3 separate regions of the Homo sapiens genome follow, and regions 1 and 2 are each linked to region 3. Evidence: chromatin contacts called from ENCODE Hi-C data. All regions are on one chromosome and are shown on one strand. The core of a region is the stretch at or near the end of the contact, and the rest is flanking DNA. Distances in the headings are between cores, read along the strand shown. Region 1 holds the start of LINC01810 (long intergenic non-protein coding RNA 1810). Region 2 has its middle 17 kb from the start of SILC1. Region 3 holds the start of LINC00487 (long intergenic non-protein coding RNA 487).

Evidence for each region. A loop is a pair of places that touch in the nucleus more often than their neighbours do. Pooled maps may share reads with other maps.
Region 1: a loop to region 3 is called in a map with no recorded cell type, with 2.0 times the contacts of the local background. The contact joins the promoter of LINC01810 here to the promoter of LINC00487 in region 3. A Hi-C loop is called at or near these places in 2 of 37 single-sample maps with no recorded cell type.
Region 2: a map of IMR-90 shows a loop between it and region 3 (3-fold over the local background). The contact joins the enhancer-like site here to the promoter of LINC00487 in region 3. A Hi-C loop is called at or near these places in 2 of 168 maps with a recorded cell type or tissue (IMR-90 and psoas muscle), 1 of 37 single-sample maps with no recorded cell type and 7 of 50 pooled maps.

What each region holds. Positions count from the first base shown.
Region 1 is chr2:5,811,258-5,814,261 of GRCh38, forward strand. It overlaps LINC01810 (long intergenic non-protein coding RNA 1810), which reads right to left and starts at 1,339. Exons shown (of 4, transcript NR_146954.1): 1 at 1,282-1,339; 2 at 364-527; 3 at 1-15.
Region 2 is chr2:5,913,987-5,916,809 of GRCh38, forward strand. No RefSeq gene overlaps it. Among named protein-coding and RNA genes, the nearest start is that of SILC1, 17 kb to the right of the region's middle. Within about 2 kb of position 1,470, at least 5 of the 41 ENCODE cell types and tissues checked have a DNase peak (open chromatin) inside an H3K27ac peak, as active enhancers do; they include IMR-90, where a contact is called at or near this core.
Region 3 is chr2:6,768,893-6,771,636 of GRCh38, forward strand. LINC00487 (long intergenic non-protein coding RNA 487) reads right to left here and starts at 1,419. Exons shown (of 6, transcript NR_038369.1): 1 at 1,187-1,419.

The DNA of each region.
Region 1 (3,004 bases), core at 89-2,588, 960 kb before region 3:
TTCTATTTTCTCCATCTGTAAAATGAGGCAAAAAATACACAACTCCAGTGACCCTCTGGGTACCTAGCACAGTATCTGGCCCACAGCAAGATGAATTGTGAAGTTTAAATGGGGTAACAGACACAGAAGTATTTTGGTCAGTACATCGTGCAGGGATGAGTATTTGAATCGTGTGTTAGGATGACAGGGACTGTCCTTGCTGAGATGTGTATATGCCAACTTCTAGTGACAATGACCGCAGCAGGGGAAATACGGCTCCCTGAATGTGACCTAAATACACCATGCTGCTTAAACCCTGGTAGCAACAAAGGCAATTCCCTCAGCATAGAATATTCACAGTGAGATCAGGTAGGTTTTACTCACCTCACAGCCTTTGGTCTCCTCTTAACATCGCAGCCGTTCAAAAACTATGTGAAAAAAAAATTAACTCGGCCAGCGTGGTAAGCTGTCCTGGGCTGATTTGCCTGGTGGACTTGAATTGTTCAAATCAATTAACTCCAGCTGAGAAGTTCTCGTTACAATGTCACCTTCAAGTTAAATAATATCGAGAGTCTTTGTCCTGAACGGTTGGTGTTTCTTGTTCCTTTTTAACCTTGATTCTGAGTTCTTGTAAGATTCTAACACTTACTATTTTGGTAAGATAATGTGCCCTAATAACTCAATCAGGACTTGAATTAGTATACCTCTGCTTGCCAGACACTACACCAGGAGTTTTATAGACACTACTTTTAAGAGAATCTTCATAAAGATCTTAGGAAGTAGTTATTACTGCCCACATTACAAGATAAAGTCAGTGTGGCCCAGAGAGTTTGAGTAGTTTGCCCAGACACACTAGATCTCTAAAGGCAGGAATGAGGTTCAAAACCAGGTTAAGTAACTCATGTCCAGAGTTTTCTCCACTGTACACAAAGTCTCCAAAGTTCCAGGAGCACCAATAGATTTAACGAATTAATTGATGCAATCCCCTCGGATGTCATAATAGATAACTTTTTACTTTTAAAGCTGTTCCCAGCTGGGGTATCTTAACTTCCTGCTGATAGATAAGTGTCCCAAATGCATTGTCCCCAGTGGCAAAAGGTCCCTCCCGTGGGGTGTGACACACTCTCCTCTCAGCACTGCCAGGCTCCTGGGGTGGAGCACAGGCTGTGCACCCAGTCCACTTCACTCCTGAAGGGGACCCTGGAGAAGCTAAAAGGGACCTTGGAAGGCACCCTGGAGAAGCTGGAAGGGACCCTGGATAAGGAGGAGAGGGAGCGGGAGGAGGCATCCTTCCCAGGTTACCCCAGCTTGATCTTTTTGTTTTGGTGTTGCTGCTAGTTCTGAATCTTCAGCAACAGGCAATGTTGAGGAGTGCATCTCTCTCCAGGGCTCTGACTGCCTTGTTGTCATTGTTAACGTTTGGAGTTAGCCTCCATGTGTTCTAGAACATTGGATTATAAACTCATTTTGACATATCCAGACTAGGACACATTTCACATTTACATTTTAACCTACTGTCCACAAATGCAAACAAATATTTCTCTCTCTCGCACACACACACACACACACACACTCACACACACACACACGCACACAATCTTGCACCACACTCTAGTATTTTCTCTTTCACTCTCTTTTCTTCTATTGTACTTTATTTTATTTCATTCTAAGGAAGTCTGGTCACAACTCAGAAGATTGATTTCATCACCCCCTGGATCAGGACCTGAAGTATGGAAAATACTGCTCCAGAATAACTCAGAAACTCCTGAGTCTCTATGCATAGTTCAAATGAATCTCTGCCGTCCTTGAGGACACAGAGCCTGTGGAGGTTACTAGGGGCCTGCTTCTTGGTTCCCTTACACCCTGGCCAACTCAGTGTGATTTGCACACTAGGACTTGCTCGTCTGTACATGTCATTACCCCCATTCGACTAAGAATCTTTGAAAACCTAGCCTGGACATCATTGTGTTTATTGTATTCCAGATATATAATACATAAATAATATATATTGTAAATTCTATATATATAGCTCACATATACCTCATATGTATGTTATCTTCATGTATATCATATATAATCTCATATATAGTATATGTATCATATAGTATATATATCATATGTAGTATAGCATTATATATAGTATATATTATCATATATATGACAATATATACTTGTATATATAGTACATATGCAATATATAGTATATATTATCATATATGACTATATAGTATATTATGTATATATTTTTCATCTATATGAAAGTATACATACATATTTATATGCCATATATAATATACCCTATCACATATATTACATGTAATCACATAGCATATATAATCATCATATGTATATATTTATATAATATGCATAATGTATAGTCTACATGAGTACAACAGGAATATAGTACCCTTTCTCACTACTTTGTTTGTTTATACTTCTCCTTACCACAAACTCACACACTCCTTGACTTTCTTTCTTGCTTTATTTTTGTTTATAGAAATAATCAGCATCTAATATTACATATATTTGATTTACATTTTGCTTATTGGTTATCTTTTTCCATAGAATGCAAGCTATGAGAAACTTGAAGAAGTCAGAAGTTTTGCGTCTTCTACTCAGTACTCTACAGTGCCTGGCATATACTAGTAACTTAGTTACTGGCTGGATGAATGAATGAAGCAAAAAGTCAGTGTTTTTCCAGAATGGCGACTATTAACTCTTAGGCATTCACTACAAACTGGGAACTTGAGATTCAATCCGAGAATCTCCAGATGATTCTGTGGGGCTTGAGATTTCAGAGCAGTCCTGCTGAAAGAATCACACCCGAGCACACAGTAAAGGAGCCCATGTGGGTCTCAGCCAACTCTGCCTTCTGGGGGACAATGAAATTCATTAGGCACTAGTAGTGGCCATCTCTGGCACATTCTTGACCCATATTCTTTAGAGAAATTAAGGCTAGAATGACATCATTGCTAATAATATGAATACCCTTCAACCAATATTCTCGTAATATTTGCCCAATTGT
Region 2 (2,823 bases), core at 220-2,719, 850 kb before region 3:
GCCCCTGAATCTAAGTGATAATGAAGAGGCGCTGTAGGTTTTAAGTTGAAGGTTAACTTAGATTTGAATTTGAAAAGACCAATTTGGCATTCACTTTCCTAGATGCAACCAAACAGTTTTTGAATCAACTTTTAACTTACACTCCTTAGGTAGGCAATTTTCAAACAATCTTCAAGGCTTGGTGCTTATTTTGCATATAAATGGCTGGGCTAATTTGCGCTGCTTATAGCTTAGACCCAAAGGATGCTGGCCAACTAGGGTTTTCTGGCCTTTCTGTGCAAATGAGGCTCTTTCATTTCCTTGAAGAGTTGAGCTCATTGGGAAAAAGCCAGAAGCATCGACAACAGTCAAGGATGGTGTTTGGGGCAGGAGTTTAATTAACTAATAGGAAGATTGACAACAGATGTTGAGAACCTGCAACAGGGGGGACTTCAGATAAGGTACCAGAAATTCCACTTTCACCCTTGATAGAGCACTTAGCCACTTTGGGCTTCTGTTTCCTTGTTTATAAAATAGGATTCTTTCATTCATGCATTTGTTTTTTCTTGTTTTTAAATAATGCCCATTTACCAAATCTTGTGCTAAGCTCTGGAGATACACAAAATAAATAAAGTGTGGGGCCAGGCTTTAAGTCACGCACTGTCACTAGGGAAGAGAAGATCCAATCTTTAGTGAGCACTTACTGCATTCTGACAGTGTTTGGTACTTTCATATGCATTCCATTCTCTAATTCTTACAACAACCAGGGGAGATCATCAGCTTCTTAGCCGCACTCTTAGAAATAGGAAAACTAAGACTTAGAGAGAGGAAGTACCTAACCTAAGCTCAGGCAGATGGTAAATGGCAGAGCCAGCTTTCACACTCAAGGCTGTTTGATTCCAAAGCCCATGTTCTTTTCACTGTAACACACTGTAAGCAAGTCATTACAGAACCAAGTGATAAGTGTTTTAGAGGAGGTATGTACAAAGAATTATGGGAGCAGAGTGGGGCGAGACTAATAATAGCTTCCCTGATGTTTCATAGGGCCGTCTGGAGGATCACATGCACTAATGGACTTGAAAGTGCTTTGTAAACTAAAAAGTGCTATATAAATATAAGGGATTATTGTAACCCACATATCCGGATCTGCTATGTGAGGGTGCTGAGTAATTCTCAGTGTGAGAAATACATGCTTGGACTATGGCTATTTAATTCCTTCATTTCCAGGACTTTCTTGGCATTCACTAAACCACAGGGGTGGGTCTGGCAGCCAGCAATCTCACACATTCTAAATGGAAGCTGATGCCTGTCAGCTGTGTGGGGACATTCCTGGGTGCTGAGCGCTCAAATGGCACTCCAGGTTTTTATCTCTGAGCTGAAAGGGAAAGGATTGATTTAGCTTGGAGAGCTCCCGAGCAACTCTCCTCCCTCTCCTGCTGTCCAGAACCCAGCAGCCCCTAAGAAGGCCCTCCCAATGCCTCAACTCCCAATGATTTCCTGCTGGGACTGCCCACAGAAATAAGCTCCAGCAGGGGCCAAGCTGAGTCACCGTCTCCACCTTGCGGTGGGGCCCTGGGGAGAGGGATGGCTTGGAGACAGGGCCTGTTTATAATTACAGGGATTTTCCAGGCTACCCAGGATGGGGACAGGGTGGATTGTAAGCAGTTGTGCTCAGTAGCCAGGGAGTGACAATAGGGCTGTGTGACCCAACTTGGAGTCCACTAGGAGAAATGTGTGACCAGGCTAAGAACAGAGATCCTCCCACCGGCCAGTACTGTGGTTAGCATGGGCACTGCCTTTGTGAATATCTATCTATTCACATGGATGGGCATCCTTATTTTTTCTAAGTAGGAAGGCCTATCATCTTATTGTAGACTTAATTTTAAGGCCTCTCTAACTTACTAGGGCTCATGAAAACAGCTCATACTGCTGCCCCTGCTGGTCTCTCTGTCTCCTAAACATACAGGTTTGTATCATGAAGACTGGCAGCCCAAGGGTCAGGCCTGGCTCATGCAAGCTTTTCCCTCTCCAATGCCTCACTCCTCCAAGGCAAGTCACAGTAGGACAAGCACTGGGGCAGACTTGAGGACTGGAAGAGAGGCCGACTCGCCTCCTTGCTGTCTGTCCTCCTTCTCCTGCTCAGCCACACCCCTATCTCATATGCATGGGGTTTTCACCAGGCTCCCTTGTCCCACGAGTGTATTGACACAACCCTGCCTGTTCCTTATAGTCTGCAGAACAAGGATTAGCACCCTCGCCTCAAGGGGTCCCTCTGCTGGTGGAAATGACCCAGAAAGAGAAGGCATCAGAAGCCCAAGGAGAACCCTACCTTTTGGAGGAGCCATGGCTGCAATGAGGAGTTTGACAGTCCCACAAATATTAACCATGTCCCCACAGAAAGGAATCAGCAAAATCCGAGAAGCAGAAAGGCAGGAGAGATGAGAGCCAGGAGAGAATCATTCCTCATATTTCAAGAAAAGAGATAGCTTTAAGAAGAAGAGGTAGGCAGTGGTTAAATTTCGGATAACATTAAATAGGATGAGGCTCCACCGAAGTTAAACCACTGATGAGTTTTACAAGAATGATATCCAGAACCTGGTGGAGATTTCAACAAACTGAAGTGGGAAGGAAGCAGATATAGACTGCCTTCCCTAGAACTTTGGAGGTGATAAGAATAAAAGAGGAAAATCAGAGAGATCAAGGGTTCTTTTATTCATTCATTTTTAATATGGAATCTTTTCATCATATTTATTGATTGGCAGGTGGTGTAAAGAAAGAGATTTAAGGCATGTCGGAGATAGCATGTTTGGTTGGACTAGTGCAGTCTCAGTTCAGACCTGATGG
Region 3 (2,744 bases), core at 169-2,668:
TGGGCTGCATTCAAAGCCACCCCAGGCCACATGGGCTGCAGGTTGGACAAGTTTGAAATAAGTTATGCTATGGCAAACAATAAGCTGATATTATACAAATATTTTACTTACAAAAAAATAACTACCATAAAAAGATGTACGTGGAGGCGTGTGTGTGTGTGTGTTGGGTTGTGTGGGAAGGGGTGTGAGCATATGTGTGTGTTGAATGTGGGTGTGTGTGTGTTGGGTTGTGTGGGAAAGGGTGTGAGCAAGTGTGTGTGTTGAATGTGGGTGTGTGTGTGTTGGGTTGTGTGGGAAGGGGTGTGAGCATGCGTGTGTGTTGAATGTGGGGGTGTGTGTGTTGGATTGTGTGGGAAGGGGTGTGAGCAAGTGTGTGTGTTGAATGTGGGTATGTGTGTGTTGTGTGGGATATAAGTCTGTGTAATGTGTGTTACATATGATGCATGTGTTTATGTGTGTAGTGTGGGTGTTGGTGTGTGTGTATGTATGTATCTGTGTGTTTACATCTGTGGTGTATGTGTATGCATGTTTGTGTAGTGTGTGTTAGTGTCTGTGTATGTGTGTGGTATCTGTGTATTTTTGTGTGTAGTGTATGTGTGTGCATGTTTGTGTAGTGTGTGTTAGTGTCTGTGTATGTGTGTGGTATTGTGTGTTTATGTGTGTGGTGTATGTGTGTGCATGTTTGTGTGTGGCATGTGTTGGTGTGTGGCATTTGTGTGTTTATATGTGTGTTGTGTGTATGCATGTCTGTGTGTATATGTGTGGTGTCTGTGTGTTTCTGTGTGTGGAATATGTGTATGCATGTTTGTGTGTTGCATGGTGTGTGTATGTATGTGTGTGATATCTCTGTGTTTGTGTGTGTGGTGTCTGTGTATTCATTTTGTGTGTGTGGTGTGCACGTGTGTGGCATGCGTGTGTTTAAGTGTGTGATATATACATACACACGTGTGTGTTTATGTGTGTGGTGTATGTGTATTCATTCTGTGTGTGTGGTGTGCATGTGTGTGGCATATGTGTGTGTACGTGTGTGGTATATACATACACACATTTATGGATGGGGGTGTGTGTGTGTTGTGTGGGATATAAGTCTGATGAGGTAAAGAAGCTCCAGGAGATTCTCTTTGGTTGAATCTCATGCCATGAGACTTGGCTTCTGGCCACGATGGAGTGAGAAGCCTGGACTGACCTTTCTGCCTGGAGCAAGGGAACACCGTGTAGAACCGGCACGGCGCATCTTCCAGACGGCAGTGCCCAGGCTGCTTGGCAGGCACCCCTGCAGGAGGGGTCAGGGAGGTGGGCACCCAGCGGTCCCTCAGCACCCGTCCCGTGTGGCACAGTCCAGCCGCCTCCCAGGGCCGAGGAGGGGAGACGCAGGCTCCTGGGCTGCTCCCACCCAGGCCCCTGGAACAGCGCATCTTCTGTGACCGTGGTGAAGGAAAATCTCAGCCTCTGCTTCCCACCTCCTCAGCCCCTGCCTCAACAGGAAGCCCACAGCGCAAGAGACGCCATTCTAGGGCCAGGAAGGAAGAGCCTCAGACCCTGGAATTGCCATGTACAAACTAGACGTGTATTTATGGTGTGTCTGAATGTACAACAATTTCCTGTTTCGGAGAAAATAGTTCCTTCCTGGAAGGGCTGTTCTGTATTTGCACACTTTTCCCATGTGATTTTGGGGAAAAGTACCTGACTTTCTGTGAATAGACGCACTTTTTCTTACCGAAAATAATGATAGTTTCAATCTGGCTATAATCGTTCATATTCATGATTTTTTTCGGATGTAGAAATCAGCAGTTTTGCATTGTAAGACCTCACCCATCCACCACTCACCGTCCCCACACCCCTGGGAACAGGAGGAACCTCACAGAAGAAGAAGGTGGATTTTACTACCTACTTGCCACACCTCAATCTCTCTGTCTGTAAGCAGAGAGAATACGGTAATAATAATATTAATAATGATAATAATAATACCTTTCTCACAAGTTCGCAGGGAGGGATGAGTTCATGCACATAAAATGCTCAGCCCAGCACAGCTGAGCACACGATTCTCAGCACTATTACTTGCATTCTTGTCACTGAAAGGAAGAGGGAACGGAGTGTGACAGCGCAGGTTAGACCCCCGGCGCAGCCATCCACCTGCCACTTTGTCACAGGGACTCCACGACTAACTGCCGCCCTATTTTCCCATAAGCAGGCAATGGTGATGATAAAATCATTCTCAAAGCTTAGGGAGGCCAGGACCCAACCCAGGGCCGATCAACGCAAAGCCCTTGCTGCTTCCTATCCCATAAAACCCAATTATTTATGAATGTGAACCTAAAGCCGCATCCTAATTTAGAAGGCATGGAGATAACATGGCCAAGCAGCCGCCTCTCCAGGCAGCGAGATGACTAGGTAGGTCCCAGAGCCCTGAGCATGTCCCCTAGAAAACAACTCAAGACAAGTGCATTTGCATGCCTTCTTCTGTCTCTCTGAAATCACTCAGTTATAGTCACTCAGTGTGTGCTCACAAACACTGAGTCTCCCCTACACGTGATGCATTTCAGTACCAGGGCAATTCGAGTGAGAAACATGGCCATAGCCCCCAGCCTCTTGGACTATCAGAACTCTTAGGAAGTACAAGGATTGAAATATGTGGTCTAACAGCAGAGCGGTATTTTTCTCATTGTACCACCTTGTTGTAAAAAATTGCTGGAGCCTGAAGGAAACCACCTATGGGAAGGGTGTGAGTCAATGGTTCCCCACTT